Linked DNA regions of Homo sapiens: region 2 is linked to region 1. A link is a loop called in an ENCODE intact Hi-C map of the cell type or tissue named here. Cell type or tissue: PC-3. All regions are shown on one strand. Links, peaks and the distances in the headings refer to the core of each region. The heading gives the core; the rest is flanking DNA. Region 1 overlaps PLGRKT (plasminogen receptor with a C-terminal lysine). Region 2 has its middle 35 kb from the start of RLN2.

What was found. Peaks named below come from ENCODE experiments on the same cell type or tissue, not always from the same donor. Only the 100,000 strongest peaks of a DNase experiment are listed, where the experiment ranks them.
Region 2: a loop joins it to region 1, with 2.6 times the contacts of the local background. A loop is called at or near these places in 7 of 110 quality-filtered maps.

The regions. Positions count from the first base shown.
Region 1 is chr9:5,422,990-5,428,385 of GRCh38, reverse strand. The region is part of intron 3 of PLGRKT (plasminogen receptor with a C-terminal lysine); the gene reads left to right. Among named protein-coding and RNA genes, the nearest start is that of PLGRKT, 12 kb to the left of the region's middle. In PC-3, for the core only: a CTCF peak has its summit at 3,157 (motif pointing right); no DNase peak of the experiment used is centred there.
Region 2 is chr9:5,266,699-5,272,094 of GRCh38, reverse strand. No RefSeq gene overlaps it. Among named protein-coding and RNA genes, the nearest start is that of RLN2, 35 kb to the left of the region's middle. RefSeq lists an enhancer at 2,477-3,012. In PC-3, for the core only: no CTCF peak of the experiment used is centred there; a DNase peak (open chromatin) is centred at 2,754.

The DNA.
Region 1 (5,396 bases), core at 68-5,067:
GTGTCCAGTCCAACAGAGCCATAAAATTTTGAGTCCTTCCCTGCCCTGAAGTTCCCCAGCATACTTCCCTAAAGCAGAGGGAGTTGGAGGAGAGGCAGGGGAGGATTGGGGACTGGAGGGAGAGAGCCACTCAGTGCCAGTAAGCAAGGCTTTGTATTTACTTTATTTCAAGTGACCTCTGCCACTGGGCTCAACAGACAAGTTTCTGACGCTTTTAGTCTACCCACAGTTCTCTACCCTCATTGTTAACACCATTTATTTCAGCTCTGGGGACCCCTAGATTCAGCAGCCATCGCCACGTCGCCTTGTTTTTTGGCTGGATCGTGGAGCTTGCTGCCCCATTGTCATTGATAACATCCTCCCTTCTCCCACCCCAGAAGGGAGTATGACACAGCCAAAGCACCATTAGGACACCTTGTTTCAACCCTACCTTTTGTTGTTCAACCACATTTAACACATAGGACAGTGAGGAACCCTTATTCCACTTTCCCATCCTCACCACCATCTAGGCAAGAGCATTTACTACCAGATCTCTGGGAATCTTCTCACGTCCTGTAACCCAGCCAACCAGGGCCCTTGTCCCTCCTTTTCCAGAAAGTCAAATATTTCTATGAGCATCTCACATTTGCCACCAAAACTATCAGGGCATGTAAAGTGTCTGGGATTTTATGCTACTTGCAAACAACGGTAGTCTTCCTTATCTGTGGGGGATATGGTCCAAGATCCCCAGTGGATACCTGAAACCATGGATTGTACTGAAGCCTATGTATACTATGGTTTTCCCAGTACATACATACCTATGATAAAGTTTAATTTATAAATTAGCCACAGTAACAGATTAACAATAATTACTAATAAAAATAGAGTAATTGTAACAGTATACTATAATAAAAGTTTTGTGTATGTTCTCTCCTTCTTAAAATATCGTACTGTAGATCTTAATAACCTTGGCATATGATTTTTTTTTTCATATTGAGAACTTCCACTCTTTCACTTAAAGGAAGCACTTTATTGCTTCTCTTTGGTATATCCAAATTGCCAGCATCACTACTCTTCTACTTTGGGGCTATGGTTAAGTAAAACAAGGGTTACCTGCACACCAGCCACTGTGATATTGTGGCAGCTGATCTGATAACTGTGATGGCTATTAGGTAACTAACAGGCAGGTAGTGTGGACAGCTTGGCTACACTAGACAAGGGGATGATTCATGTCCCAGCAGGAATGGTGGGAGATTTTATCACATTACTCAGAATGATGGGTAATTTAAAAATTATGAATTGTTTATTTCTGAAATTTTCCATTTAATATTTTCAGACTGAGGTTGACCATGGGTAACTCAAACTGTGAAAAATAAAACTGTGGATAAGAGGGGACTGCTGTAATAAATTAGCCTGTTATTATTTCATGGATGCTGGCAGAAGACTTTATTACTCGTAGCACAGAAAGCGGCACGCACTCCAAGTCCCATAAAGGAGATGAAGGAGAGCCTCGTTGGATGCTGGGATGGATGCTTTGGGTTTGTGACATAGCTGAGGTACATTGAGCTTGTGGACTCTATCATTTTCATCATGAGTGATGAGCAAGTCTGCTCTTTGACTGGAAGGAGATGGTACCTCATCCCTCAGGGTTGCTTACTGCAAACACAACTCTGGGAAATGGCCCAGCTAAAGAGCAGTCAGGGCCTGTGACCTCATCCTACCCAGCAAGATCGTGCAGGAAGACTTGTCCCATGGTGGATTGATTCTCCTAACATATGTTGCTTAAGGTGACTAGGTTTTTCTTGTTGATCAAGATACACTTTATTATTTATTTCTTAATTTCAAGAAAGGATGAACAGGGGAATATAGACCCACATGGTTGAACCAGTGTTCTAACTCTAGAGATACTTGAGTTCTGATCCTCCCTGGGGCAGCCTAGAGAGAAACATCCTCATCTACAATAGTTTCGGAAGATTGGTTTGTTCCTTGAATGTGTCCCACTTGAAGGAATTAAACTTCCAGCATCATTCTAGGGTTTTGAGCTGTTCTTTCCTTTTTTAAGAGTATGAAGTATTTGATATATACCACAGAGTATATTTATATCAAATGTAAGTTATGGAGTATAATAAGATGAACACCAGCGAATCTCCCACTAAGCTTAAGAATTCTGTTATGACAATATTCCTGAAGCTCCCTGGGGGTTCTCCTCCCTATGTATTGAGTGAACCCAAATAGCTAAGGCTGGGCTGGAATTGACCTCATGTCCCAGAAGTCCCTAGGGTTGAAAAGGACCCTGAAAATGGCATGGACTTGACTACTGGGCTAGAAGATGTTGTCTTTTTAGGGTCTTCAAAGATGAAGTTTTAAAAAAGATTCTGATTGAAATACCATGTCTAAATAACATCTTTAGCCTGTGATTTAGTCTTTTGGCTATTTTTAAATTTAATGGCACCTCATGAGAAGGATAAATAGAAGAAATAAAGCAAAACGTTTATTAGAGTAAAGCCTAATAAATAAAATCTTATCCTACTGGAGTTTTTTTAGTTCTTTATTTTTTGATTAAAAACAAAGATAAATCACAGCTCAGTAATTTTGTGTTATTGTTTTTTTCTTTTGGGGGAAAAGACCACTCATGATTCAACCCCATCTCTTATACCACTGGTCAGGCTCCCAATCCTGGCTGCACATTTGATTCATCTAGGGCCTTTTGAATGTTTGGGTCCCACCTCAGACCTTCACAGAGTTGTTATTTTAATCTCTCTAGGGGACTGTAATGCAATGTAATGGCCTGGGGTGAGAAACATTTTTTCCCTTCTTTTTCTGTGATGCTACATAATTATAATTGGTGATTGTCAGTGATTTAATATAATCTATAATGGAGATAGAAACCAAGCAAGTTTTCAATTAATAGTAAGCCAATCAGGAAACGAAATTAAATCAATCACTGGAGTCTGGTTAACCAAATTTATGAAAGGCCTCAAATCAAAAGGTTTTCTTTTTTTAACTTACGACTTTGGTTCAAATTGTGATGGAGAGGATTCATGCTACTAGTTATAATGATATTTTCAGATTATCAACAAACTTCAGTTTCTTTCTAGCCTGTGTTAGGATGGTGGATGAGTGGTAAACTCATCTAAAAACTCCTCTAAAAATGAATACTTCCTTAAAATGCCACTAGGAGGCACACCTAAACTAATTTTATGTCACCTGAGTGGCTGGAAAAGCATTTTGAGAATGAGGGAAGAACATATTCTATAGGTCCATGCTGTGCTGCAGTGCTATGTAGGCAAAGCACTTTTGGTCAATGTAAAGATTAGCTGGGCAGTAAATAGATGTTTATTTGTTGTTTATTGTGTTCAAGCAACAAACTAAAGGTTTTTTAAAAATGCATGAGATCTAGACTTTGACCTTTATATCTGTTGTTAGACTTTGGTGTTAAGAAAATGAGGCATAGCTATAAACCAAAAAATACAGTTATTTAATATTAATATGTATAGGCTGGGTGGGGTAGCTCACGCCTATAATCCTGGTCAATACGGTGAAACCCCATCTCTACAAAACAACACGAAAGATGAGTCAGGCGTGGTGGCTCGTGCTACTTGGGAGGAGGATCACTTAAGCCCAGGAGTTTGGGACCAGCCCGGGCAACGTGACAAAACTCTGTCTCTTTCTCTCTCTCTCTCTCTGTCTCTCCCTCTCTCCCCCCCCTGTGTGTATATATATATATATATATATATAAAATATATAATTATATTATATATAATGTAAATATATTAATATAATATAATATAATAAATAATATATTATATTACTGTATAATATAATAAGTAATATATATTATATTGTATTATATAAACATATTAACATATATGTTAATAATATATATTTATATGTTATATATTATATGTTAATAATATATATTATATTTTATAATATGTTATATATTATGTTATAATATATAATATATTTTATAATATGTTATATATTATATGTTAATATATAATATATTATGTTTTATAATATGTTATATATTATTACATTATGTATTATATGTTATTAATGATAATATATTATATATAATACTATAGGTACACATCACATTGCCCAGCTAATATCTAATATATATTATATATAATATATGACATATAGTGTATATATACTATATGACACATATAAATACATATATATTACATATTACATATATTATGTATTATACATATTACATCTATTACTATATATAATATATATTATTACATGTAATATATAATATATGTAATATATATTATAATATAGACTATATTACATATATAATATATATTATATATTATACATATATATTAGCTGGGCAATGTGATGTGTGCATATGGTATATACAATATATGTCATATATAATAGATGAAATAAATACATATATATTACATATTACATATATTGTGTATTACACATACATATTACATATATTACTATATATAATATATAACAGGTAATATAATATCTAATATATGTAATATATATTATAGACTATATTACATATATATTAGCTGGGCAATGTGATGTGTGCCTATAGTTCCAGCTATTCAGGAGTCTGAGGTGGGAGGATTGCTTGAGCCTGGGGGGGTCAGGGTTGCAGTGAGCTGTGATTATGCCACTACACTACAACCTGGGTGACAGAGTGAGACCTTGTCTCAAAAAAAAAAGAAAAATAATAAAAAAGAAATTTCCCATCTGAATTTCTTAATGAGCTGTAGTTGAGGTACCTGGGGCCTGGCAATCTGTTCATAGAGTGTTTCAAGAAGAAAGAAGGTGTTTTCAACGGTGTCAAATGCTGCAGAGAAGTCAAAGGCCTTTAAAAAAGGTCAGTGCCTGGGAGGAACCATGTCAGTAGAATATGAGGGAAGAAACAAGTCTGTAAAGGCCTGAGTGTACGTAAGGATAAAATGAAGGAAGAATGTATATAGACTCCCTTAGTTTTCTGTGAAATCTTACCATGCAGGTAAAAGATACAGTATGTTCCAAATATAATTATAAAAAGAAACATACTTCCAGACACATACTGGGAGGTATTCCTTTGGCATTACAACATTCATTTACACATTTAGTACACTTTATGGAGTGTCTATCACGTGCCAGTTGAATTAGGAGCTAGAGATACTTTGGTAAACAGCACAATCCCCTCTTTCAAGGAACTCAGGCTCTTGAACAGGGTAGTGGTGTGATAGTGACAACAAACACTTTCAATATTGTGTTAGGAACTGAGAATTCTAGAGTGTTTTGTGAGCCAAAATTGGTCTGGCTTCAAATGTTTTCTAAGTGCCAGCAGACTATGGAGCCATATCTTCAGAATTTTGAGAGAAAAACCCCAAAACTTTATATTTAGGTAAATTATATATGCATGATGATAAAAAGAAAATTTTAAA
Region 2 (5,396 bases), core at 338-5,337, 160 kb after region 1:
AGAATCTCACCAAGGGAAGGAAAGTTGTGGAAACAGCAAGCTGCCTGACTGAGAGGCTCTCGGTGCTCTTCTCACCAAGGAGGGTGAAGCTTTGGGGAGGAAGTGCTGCCTAGAGACCTGAAGGAGGTAGGGTGCATTACAGTACTGTCTTCATGTTACATCAATGTATTAGTTTATTTTCACACTGCTATAAAGAAATACCTGAGACTGGGTAATTTACAAAGAAAAGAGGTTTAATTGATTCACAGTTCTACATGGCTGGGGAGGCCCCAGAAAACTTACAATTATGGCAGAGGGTGAAAGGAAAGCAAAGCATGTCTTACATGGCAGCAGGAGAGAGCAAGGAGGAAAGTGCCACACTTTTAAACCATCAGATCTTATGAGAACTCACTCACTATCACAAGAACAGCATAGGGAAATCCACCCTATGATCCAATCACCTCCCATGACATCTCTCCTCTTATGTGTGGGGATTACAATTTGACATGAAATTTAGGGGGGGACACAGAGCCAAACCACATCATTCTGCCCCGGCCCCTCCCAAATCTCATGTCCTTCTCACATTGCAAAATACAATTATCCCATCTTAACAGTTCCCCAAAGTCTTAACTCATTCCAGCGCTAACTCGAAAGTCCAAGTCCAAAGTCTCATCTGAGACAAGGCAAGTCCCTTCTGCCTATGAACCTGTAAACATAAAAAAACAAGTTAATTGCTTTCAAGATATAAGGCAGGTACAGGCCTTGGGTAAATGCTCCCATTCCAAATAAGAGAAATGGGCCGAAACAAAGGGGCTACAGGCCCCAAGCAAGTATGAACCCCAGTAGGGCAGTCATTAAATCTTAAAGCTCCAATATAATCTCCTTTGACTCCGTATCTCACATCCAGGTCACGCTAATGCAAGAGGTGGGCTCCCAAGGCTCTGGGCGGCTCTGCCCCCATGGCTCTGCAGAATACAGCCCCTGAGGCTGCTTTCATGGGCTGGTGTTGGGTGCCTGCAGCTTTTCCAGGCCTATGGTGCAAACTGTTGATGGATCTACCATTCTGGCATCTGGAGAAAGGTGGTCCTCTTCTCACAGCTGCACTAGACAGTGTCCTAGTGGGGATTCTGTGTGGAGGCTTCAACCCTACGTTTCCCCTCTGCAGTTCCTAGTAGAGGTTCTCCATGAGGGCTCTGTCCCTACAACCTACTTCTGCCTGAAAATCCAGGTGTTTTCATACATTCTCTGAAATCTAGGTGGAGGTTCCCAAACCTCATCTATCACACTCTGCACACCTGCAGGCCCAACACCTGTGGAAGCTCTCAAGGCTTGGGGCTTGCACCCTCGGAAGAAGTGACCTGAGCTATACCTTGGCTCCTTTTAGCCACAGCTGGAGCTGGAGCAGCTGGGATGCAGGGCATCATGTCCCAAGGCTGCACAGAGCAGTGGGGCCCTGGGCCTGGCCCACGAAACCATTTTTCCATCCTAGGCCTCTAGACCTGTGATGGAGGTGTGGGGGTGCTGCCCTGAATATCTCTGAAGTTCCCTGGAGACATTTTCCCCATAGTTAAGAGATGTGTGACTATATAGATAGATAGAAAGATACCCAGAATTGCGACAGAAAATTATTAGCTAGGAAACATGTAATCTTTATTCATAGATAGAAAACTGGATCTCAAGAAAAGCCAGTTATTTCTGATAAAAGTGAAGACAGAGTATGTTCAAAATAGGTAAACTCAAATGAGTTATCAACTAGCTACTGTATCTCTTAGTACGAGTAAGTACTTTAAAATAAATCCTCCCTGGCTGCCACTTTCATGAGGCAGATGTATATAATGTCATTCTACTTCGTGGTGACCTCTTAAAGAGACCTATACTCATCTATACAGAGATACCATTCAGACAACTATGGATTACTGGAGGGTCCATGGAAAGAAAGGAGCAAGCTATTTTATAAAATGATGACATCTTAAGGAATATGTGAGCTGGAAAGGAGTTCCATAGATAAATTTGATTAGGAAGGCGTATAAAATTTTTGAAGAGTGGCAATTGTGAAATCAGACTGCTTGGTTTATATTCCTACTCAACCACTTAGCTGTGTTACCGTAAGAAATTAGCTTCACCTCACTGTGCCTCAGTCCTCTCATTGGTAAAATGGGGACAATAATATGTACTCTGTGGCATTGTTGTAAGAATTGTTAGATAAATCATGTTAAGCATTTAGCATAATGCTTGACATTTAGCAAAAAAGTATCAAATGTTAGCTTTTATTATTATTATCAATCTTACTGAATTTCTTTCATTAGAGCACATTTGCAAACCATTAGTTTACCTACTGTTGGTGAATCAAAATGTGGATTGCTGAAGGAGATTTGGCAGATTTTCTTACAGTGAGAGGGAGATTGCATATTGGATGGAGTAGGAATGCCTCTTAAGGGCCTGCCAGGTCCCTATCGCCTCTTCAAAGCATGGGAATACAGAAAGATTTGGGTCCCTTCAAGGGAAATTCCATTCATCTAGCTTCCTTTGCAACCAGCAACTGGTGACGTGAATAAATAACCTGCTCAGCAAGAAGGTAATAATAACTTAGACAATCAACCTTGTGTAAATTAGAGTCACAAGATGTTTGGTTTCCTGTATAACCTAGTGGTAACATCTTGACATATATCCTCGAATTTTTTTCAGAATCAAGGACTACCACTGCACGAAAAATGCTGATTGCTGTCACATAGACCTCAAACAGAATGGAACCTCAGACAGACCGGAACCCGAAAGTAGATGAGGAAATTCCAGAAATTCCTCAGCCCTAACTCACTTTAGAGAGCCCCCTTACCTCAGCCTTTAACAATCTTTTGCTTGTAAGCTATCAGGGAGTTTTGGTCTTAAATGTTACCTGCCAGTTCTCCTCGTTTTCTGCTCTGCAATAAATGCCTTTTTGTTTGTTTTTTTTTTTTTTTTAATCTCTCTATAAGCCTAGGAGTGTGTGTTTGCCTTTGCTGTGGCAGTCAAGCTGACCCAAGTTTGGTTTGGTAATGCAAATATTAAAAATTGCTTCAAAATAGTTTAAAAACAGATAGAACAAGTGAAGCAATATTTAAATGCAATATGTCCAAAGCTGTGTTACATATGCTAGTTTGGTGAACCAATATAATAATAATAATAGAAAATGGCGATATTATCCTCTTAGATGTTAACAATGGCTGTTTACATATTAAAGACTTTAAAGACTTGTGTACTTTAAATTTAATCTGGCTTTTCACAACTTCTTAGACTACTGAAACTACTCATGATCAAGGACCTATTAATAGCTACTAAAAGTAGTTACTGTGAAATCCTTTCAATACAGGTGAAATCCTTTCAATAACAGCAAGTTACAAAGGAAAAGTTTAAACATTTGGGCACCAGCAATGGCAGAGTGAGGACTGAGTGTGGGCAGTCAATGAGATTTCAAGTAGGGCCTTGGGAGCAGTGATTGGTCAGCAGCTTGAGGGCAACCAATGGAAAGTACAGAACTAGTCAGGAGTAGGAACTCTCACCTGACAGTCCTCCAGGTCCCAGTACCAGCTTCTCCTGGATATTGAAGATCCTCCATTAAGTTTTCCTGCGGAAGACCTCAAGGCCACTCACAATTGTGTTGTTACATGACCATTTAGGCAGACATTTAATTGAGCTGGCTTTGATCTAAATGGTTAACTGGCTCAGTAGCACCCAGACTCTTAGCAGGTTGGACAAGAACAGACTGAGCTTCCTGGGCCTAGACTCTTTTGCTCTGAACCTTCAGCCTTTTTCTGGGAACTGCTGTTGTCACCTACCAACCTGTGTGTGTGTGCCTATCCTGGGCCTAATGCTGCTCTCTCTTCCTGGCTCAACTGGGCTTTTATAACCTTCAGTCTGTCACTCAACTTGAGTCAGTGGTTCCAGCTCCAGTTCTTTCACCACTTGCCTTCTTAGAATTTTTTACTCAGCTCTTGTTCACCTTCCCAACTCCAGTCTCAAATTCCCCCACATCTTACTACAACAATTCTTAATAATTACCATAGTTCTTTTTACCAAGTTTATTATGCCTATCAAGAGAAAATTATAAGACATACTAAAAGGCAAATACTTAGTTGAAGAGACATAGCACCCATTAGAATTGAACCTGGTGTGACAAGAAATTGGAATTAACAATGGGGAATTTTTAAAAATTTCACCTCCATTTTCTCAGAATGTGAACAACTGGGAATGTGAAGTACCTCTGATTAATATTCTACAGGTGCTAATAAATAAAGTAGACAGCATGCATAACAGATAGGTAATGAAAGCAGAGAGATAGCAGTTCTAAGAAAAAAAACCAGAGTGAAATGCCAGGCATTAAAAACACTATAAAAGAAATGAAGATTGTTTTTGGTGGGCTCACAGTAGACTGAAGATGGCTGAAGAAAGTGAGCTTGAGTATGTCTTTACAGAAACTTTAAAGACTGAAGAGCAAGAAGAAAAAAGTTGAAAAAATGGAACAGAATATCCAGGAACTATGTGACAACTGTAAAAGGTGTAACTTTTGCTTAATAAGAATATTAGAAGACAAATTAAAAGAAAAGGAGCAGAAGAAATATTTGAAGCAAGAATGACTAAAAATTCCCCGAAATTAATGTTAGACACCAAACCATTGATCCAAGGAACTCAGAGAGCAACATGCAAAATAAATGAAAAAAATGCTACACCTGGGTGCATTATATTTAAATTATAGAAACAATGATAAAGAACAACTTTTGAAAATGTCCAGTGGGGGGATAAAACTTTACCTTCTAGAAGAGGAAAGAAAAGAATTACATCTAACTTATCCATAGAAGCCATGCTAGCAAGAAGAGTGGAATGAAATATAAAAAGTGTTGAGAGGAAAAAACCATGCATCTAGAATTCTGGAACCTGTGGAATTATCTTTCAAAAGTGAAGGAGAAATAAAGACTTTCTCAGATAACAAAAACTGAGAGAATTTGTTGCTATTAGACCTTTCTTGAATTAAATATTACAAGAAATTCTTCAGGTTTTTTTCCAAGATGGCAGAAGACAGGCTTTGCCAGCTTGCTATACCCACTTGGAAATAGCAAAATAGTTTGTAGGGGTTCACACTGTGAACTTTTGTACAAGAAGGAGCTTGTCAGTTCAACAGAAAATGAAAGAAAACTTCAGATACTGGGAAAAATAAGGCAAGCAGAAGCCTACATGGTGGGGTCCAGTAGAAAACTATGAGTGAATCCCCAGTGCATGCTATGGGGAGACAGTATGTCCTTGATACCCATTTTCACTGAGAAGCCAGGAAATCCAGGCCATGAGAGAGGTCCTTGACCCTACCAGGCCCTGGATATGACTTTGGGAGCAGTTGGGAGACTGTGAGAAGGAATTGCCCTGTGGTGTGCTCTTCAGGTTCTCCCACA